2 separate regions of the Homo sapiens genome follow, and region 1 is linked to region 2. A link is a contact called in ENCODE Hi-C data. All regions are on one chromosome and are shown on one strand. The core of a region is the stretch at or near the end of the contact, and the rest is flanking DNA. Distances in the headings are between cores, read along the strand shown.

Region 1 (3,435 bases), core at 148-2,647, 850 kb before region 2:
TCCCAGCTACTCAGGAGGCTGAAGCAGGAGGATTGCTTAAGCCTGAGAGGTCAAGCCTGCAGTGAGCTATGATCTCGCCACTGTACTCCAGCCTGGGTAACAGAGCGATGTTCCTTTAATTCCAGAGAAGTTGCTAATTTTCTGTAAAAACTCCTTTATGAGAAATGATATTCATGTGGAAAGAATATTCTCTTTATACCCTGATGTGTTATTAATTTCACATCTCTGGGATAAAGCCAGATCATCAGAAAGATTTATGCTTAGAATATCCTCTACATCCCCGGCTACTCTTACTGATATAAGCTCTGATATAATGCTTTAGCTTTTGAAAAATCACCTGATCAGAAAATTTGATTAACATTCTCTTATATAAAACAATTTGACTAGGCTGGGCGCGGTGGCTCACGCCTGTAATCACAGCACTTTGGGAGGCCGAGGCAGGTGGATCACTTGAGGTCAGGAGTTCAAGACCAGGCCTGGCATGGTGGCTCATGCCTATAATCCCAGCACTTTGAGAGGCCAAGGCGGGTAGAAAACCTGAGGTCAGGAGTTCAAGACCAGCCTGGCCAACATGGTGAAACCCCGTCTCTACTCAAAATGCAAAAATTAGCCAGGCGTGGTAAGCAGGCACCTGTAATCCCAGCTACTCAGGATATTGAGGCAGGAGAATCGCTTGAACCCTTGAACCTGGGAGGTCGCAGTGAGCCGAAATCACGCCACTGCACTCCAGCCTGGGTGACAGAGCAAGACTTCCTTCTCAAAAAAAAAATAAAAAAAAAAGAATGTTCAGAGAAAGACTTACTGATCCTGAATGCTGGCTCCCCAAATTATCACTATGACAACCTGTCGAAAAGACAAAGCTGAGCTTATATTGATCTTGGGAAGGGAGTACTCCCTCCACAGAATCTTAGAGCATCTCAGAAGAGGGAGAACAAAGTCAGGATATTTACTGGGACTCTAAGTCAGTTTAAGACAGATCTTATCCGATATCAGTGCTTAATTAACACTCTGTAAGGATTATGACTTAATAGTTTAAGATTCGTGGTCACAGCAAAGTGAAGATGTAAAGGCAAGGTTTTCAAAGAGTCTTGGGTTCAAGCAGTCTTGGGGTTTCAACTGTAGTTTTGATATGGCTCCCATGACTGGAGGAACAAATTGATGCTTTTCATGAAGAGTTGATGGCCTTTTGGGACATTGCTGAAATGAATGATAATGTTATTCACAACTTTTATCTTCTTCAGCAAGAGTTTCCTAGAATAGTAAAGCTATGTTGATGAAACCTAGAATAACAAAGGCCTGTAAATATACACAGTAAGCTATGTGGGTGTATACAGTTTCGGTTCTCACTGACAAAACGAAATTTGAGCTCATTCTCAAAGGAGTGAGGGAATGAGTCATGCCAACATTTGAAAGCAGAGTTCCAAGCCAGGCCCAAGTCCAACTTTTGCAGGGCCTGTGGCAAGGTTATAGATGAATGCCTACTATATGCCCAAATATTTAAGTGTTGGAAATCAAGTTAGCAAACCTTTTTTTCTTAGAGATGGGGTCTCACTATGTTGACCAGGCTGGTCTCGAACTCCTGGCCTCAAAGAATCCTCCCATCTCAGCCTCACAAATGCTGGGATTACAGGCATGAGCCACTGTGCCTGGCCTAGTAAACTCTTAAATAAAATGTTAGCCAGGTGGGGTGGCATGCGCCTCTAGTGCCCCCTACTCCAGAAGCTAAGGCAGGAGGATCCCTTGGGCCCAGAAGTTCGAGGCTACAGTAAGCTATGTTCGTTCCACTGCACTCCAGCCAGGATGACAGAGCAAAACTCCGACTCTAAAACAAAGCAAAACAAAACAAAACAAAACAAAATGCCCAATCAACACCCTCCAATAAAACAAAATAAACTGGTTACTTTAAAAATAAATAAATAAATAAAATGTTTTAGGTGCCTACCTTGATAAATATAACTTTATAGTGACTAAGTAAAAAAACATGTAAAGTTATGCTTTTTATGTGCCTGAAAAACATCAAAGACAACTAATATATTCACACGTGTGTATATCTGAGTATTCTATTGATGTGTAGTTGAATAATAAAATAAGGACACATACACCATATAAATCATTTTATAGTATACTTATTTCATAAAATTTTATTTCTTTGCCTTCATTTGAGGAAAATCATGAATTCAATTGTTATAATAAAGATTTTCACATATTTTGTTTTTATATTGACAACAGTGATCTAAAGATACACTGTCCTATACGGTACACACTGAGCATTTGAAGTGTGAGGCCTGTCCAAACTGAGATGTATTATGAGTGTAAAATACATACTTATTCCAAGGCTTAATATTTTTAAAAAAGTAAACTATCTCATTAATAATTTTATACTGAATACATATTTAAATGGTAATGATTTTAATATACTAGTAAATAGAATATATTATTAAAATTAATTTTACTTTTTTTACTTCTTTCATGTGACTATTAGAACATTTAGAATTACAATGTGGCTCACGTTTGTGACTCATGTTATATTTCTTTTTTTTCAGCTTTATTGAGGTATAATTGACAAAGAAAAATTATATCTATTTAACGTGTTCAACTTGTTGATTTGATGTACATATACTTTGTGTAATAATTACCAAAATCAAATTAATTAACACATCCATCACCATATATATGTACTCTGTGTGTGTGTGTGTGTGTGTGATAAGAACACTTAAGGCATACTCTCTGGCAAATTTTAAGTAAACAATACAGTATTATTAACTGTAGCTATCATGCTGTACAATAGATCCCCAAAATTTACTCATGTTATAAATGAAAGTTTGTAACCTTTGACCAACATCTCCCATTTCCCCCACCCCACAACAGCTGGTAGTCACTGCTCTACTCTCTTCTTCAATGAGTTGGACTTTTTTAGATTCTGCATATAAATGAGATCATACAATATTTGAGTCTGAGTCTGGCTTGTTTCACTTAACATAATGTCCTCCAAGTTCATTCATGTTGTCAAAAATGGCAGGATTTACTCCTTTTTAAGCCTGACTAATATTTCACAGTGTATGTGTGTGTGTGTGTGTGATTTTCTTTATCCATTTAACTGCCAATTAACACTTAGATTGTTTCCATATCTATTGTGAATTATACTGAAATGAACAAGCAGGTGCAGATATCACTTCGAGATACTGATTTTATTTCCTTTTTGTCTGTTTTTTTAGGGATGAGGTCTCTCTCTTTCACCCAGGTTGGAGTGCAGTGGCACAATCATAGCTCACTACAGCCTCAAACTCCTGGGCTCAAGTGATCCTCATGCCTCAGCCTTCCAAAGTGCTGAGATTAGAGGAATAAGCCACCATGCCTTGCCTCTATTTTTAATTTTTTCAGAACTCTCCATAGTTTTTTGCCTAATGGCTATACCAATTTACATTCCTATCAACA
Region 2 (3,319 bases), core at 378-2,877:
CTTTTACTAAATTATCGTGTTCTAGTTCCTTCATAAAGCTATTTTAAAAACAAACAAAAACAAGAACTTATATTAAGGTTACAAGAACAAACACTGCTCACAAATAGTATTTTTACATTTGTTCAGAACAGGTTTATATCCAAAAGCGATTATAGTAAACAATGACTACTGAGAGTACAGCATGTAATACTGATAGGTAAGGCTGATCCAAAGAATATTAAGGCTAAAGTATCACTCAACTTCTGATCCTCAGGACAAACGATACACTTCATGTTTGAAAAGCATCAGTTGTAAAACTTAGATGTTGATTAAACTAATTCATAAAGTCCAGCAGATTTTCATTAGGAAATTAGATAAAACAGGTCAATCATCTGGAGAGTACTAATGCAGTTTGGTTCTCGTACCAACACAGGACAGAGGTATTTTTCTAAATTCAGTCAATTACTTTCCAAGGTTCTCATCTGACATACTAAGAAGTCTGTAAGGAGAATTCCTCCACCCTTGGCCCCTATCCGCGAACATTCCAAATCTCAGCATTAGGGAATGCATATCCATCATTTTGCAGCCTACTAAAAGCCCACGACCTTAATATGAAAGCGGCTTTCGTGCTGCATTTGGCTGCTGCCTGTATGAAGGCCCTGCCTCAAAGCAGGGCCAACTCTGGCACGTTTTTTCATCTCTGAAAGTGGAGCTAGGAAAAACACCCAGATCTAAAGATGTTCGTTTAAATCCGTTTACATCTGCTCCCTTTCAAACACTACAAGCAAACTCCAAAAGCTTGAGCAGCAGCCGCAGCGGCAATGACAGTTCTTGAGGCCGAACTGGGTCAGGGTTACAGTTACACTTATATAGCATATTTACACCCTTTTGTCTACAAACTTGAGTGCAAACTTAAGTTTCCTCAAGGCAGCGTGTTCGCTGGGCCTCGGGAACCGAAGCAATTTTCCTGAGACAGGAAGGGCACAATCCACCCTGCTGGGTGGCTGCACCAGCCTTCTCCGGACCACGCACTCAGCGGCCTCGGCTTCTGGCCAGCTCTCGCAGCCAAGGGGTCGCTCGGGGCAACTCGCCCGCGTCCAGGCTAGGTAACTGGGTTTTACTACGTGGGCTCCCAGCTTTTCAGTCGCCCCTACTCGCCCGAGGCCGTTTCGGGCCTGGGGTCGCATTACATAAACAGCCACGGCCCCAGCTTTCCCAGGCCGGCCCCCGCCCCCACGCCAGGGGCGTCCCACCCCCGCGCGCCCCGCGCCGTGCCTTCCCTGCCCCCTACCCGCACCCAACCCGGACCCCGCGGCCTCCGCACCGCGCCCGCTCCCGTCCCTCGGGCCGGGCCTGGCCCCGAACGCCCTTCCCGGCCCGGCCCGCCCCGCCCCGATGTGGCCGTGCAGGCCGCCCAGCCGGTGCTAGGCCCCGCGCTCCGCCCGGGCCGCCCGCCTCACCGTTCTGCTGGTGCGGCGCCGGGCCCGCACCCGGGCCCGCGGGCGCTGCGGCTCCTGAGACGGCCGCTCCGCCGAACTTGGGCGGGATCCGGGCGCTGGCGGCCGGGTGAGAGGACCCGGCGGGGGCCGACATGACGGCGCTGGTGGCGACGGCGGCTCCGCTTCAGGGAGGTGGGCGGAGGGAAGGGAAGGCGGGGCCGGAGAGGAGAGAGGAAGAGGAAGGAACGCGCCTGGCGTCACTGAGGGTGTCACCCGGGACCGCGGCTCAGGTACCCAAGCTTCTCCGCGAGTCCAGCGCTGCCACTCGGCGGCCGCCGCGGGCGCGGGGATCCTGGGTCGCTCCGCCTTGACCCACGCGCCCCACGCCCCGGGACTTACACCTGGGGTCGCTCCCCGCACGCGCGGGCCTCGCGCCGGTGCCGCCGCAGCGCCCCCTGCAGGCCGGAGCCGAGCTGGCCCAGGCCTGAGTCTGGCCCGGGGTTCCGTGGCCCCAGTGCCGGCCCCGCGGCTGCTGCTCCGGCCCGGCCAGGTGCCTTCGTGTTGAGGCGAAAGGACTGGGCCTCAGTGGGTGAAGGGACCGGGTGGCCCGCTTCCACCTAGGGCAGAGGCTGGATCGGCCGCGGCGAGGCTGGGCCCAGCATTACTGGGAGGGGAACTTGAGAGCCGCGGGTTGATGTTCGGAGCTCAGGCGACGACTGACCACCCACCCTTCCTCGAAGAGGAACAATGGCTTGGGTTTGGTTTTTAATTTTTGATTCCCCCACCTCCCCTTTCTTGATTCCAAAGGAAATATAGCATTCAAGCGCCATGTCTGTTGGGAATATATAATTCCTTGGCAAAGAAAGAGGAAACATTTCTCTGATAAACACAAGAATCTCAGTAAGAATTGCATTATTGAGAACTTTTCCCACTGATAAAGTAGGGAAGAGGAAGGGGAAAATAGGGTAAGGGAATGCTGGAAGACAAACTTTAAACTTTATCTCCTTTTTTTTTTTTTTTTTTGTCGATTGTTGGTGCATCCTGTTGGTGTTCCGAGAAGTTGTGGCTCAGCTTGCTTTGTCTACATTAGTGGAATCTTTAAGTCTTTCTGGTCTGTCTCAGCATACTCACTGGCAGGCCCTAGACTACATTACCCAAGTCATTTTGCCGTCTTGGAATCCTGAGTATGTCATCACTCTGTATTGGAGATGAGATTGCTCAGAAACACTGAATTCAGAATGGGATCTAGCAAGATGGTATTTCTGGAGCAATAAGTCATTTACTGAATGATTATGCAAAGCATAAATTGCATTGTAGTCCTAGAATAATACAAAGCTTCCCTTTAGTTGTTGCCGTAAATTAATAACTGGCATTTTAATGCACTAAATGAATTTTAGTAGTTAGATTTATATCTTTGACTTCTAGGAATTTCAACTACATTAGAGTTCATATACACAAAAGGGGCAAGCCCTTTTCCACAGCATTTCCAGCTTCTCCACAGAAACCTAGCCCCACATGAGCAAAAGATCACACTCTGTGCTTCATCAAAGAGATTACACAATTACAGATTCCAGCATCTCCCAGGAGTCCTTTGAATTTGGATTAAGGTCTATAATTACGTGGGTAAGGGAATAACTAGGTAATTGGCTTTCTGCACCTGGAATGTATTCTCCTGGGTATAAGAGGCTCCTTTTAATCAGAAGTATATGGGATGAAAGTGAACCCTGTCTCTTAAGGGGAGACTCCTTAAGAGGAGGATTGGGGCCCTGTGTTTTAATAGATCTTCTCCACAATCTTTAATACCTAAGCTCCTTCCCCTTGTCCACTAATTTGCTGTAGAATTTTTCTAGCATGTTTATGATGGTGTTCAGGGCACACTACCCCAAAATATAACACCTTGG

Evidence for each region. A loop is a pair of places that touch in the nucleus more often than their neighbours do. Pooled maps may share reads with other maps.
Region 1: a pooled map shows a loop between it and region 2 (2.9-fold over the local background). The contact joins the enhancer-like site here to the promoter of SEC24B in region 2. A Hi-C loop is called at or near these places in 2 of 37 single-sample maps with no recorded cell type and 8 of 50 pooled maps.

What each region holds. Positions count from the first base shown.
Region 1 is chr4:110,285,258-110,288,692 of GRCh38, reverse strand. It overlaps the pseudogene ZBED1P1. Among named protein-coding and RNA genes, the nearest start is that of ELOVL6, 88 kb to the right of the region's middle. RefSeq lists an enhancer at 1,334-1,423. Within about 2 kb of position 1,397, at least 3 of the 41 ENCODE cell types and tissues checked have a DNase peak (open chromatin) inside an H3K27ac peak, as active enhancers do.
Region 2 is chr4:109,432,123-109,435,441 of GRCh38, reverse strand. It overlaps SEC24B (SEC24 homolog B, COPII component), which reads right to left and starts at 1,627. Exons shown (of 24, transcript NM_006323.5): 1 at 1,440-1,627. The coding sequence starts at 1,572. SEC24B-AS1 (SEC24B antisense RNA 1) reads left to right here and starts at 1,625. Exons shown (of 3, transcript NR_039978.1): 1 at 1,625-1,708. RefSeq lists enhancers at 648-797, 874-1,733 and silencers at 615-909, 1,288-1,557, 1,608-1,997.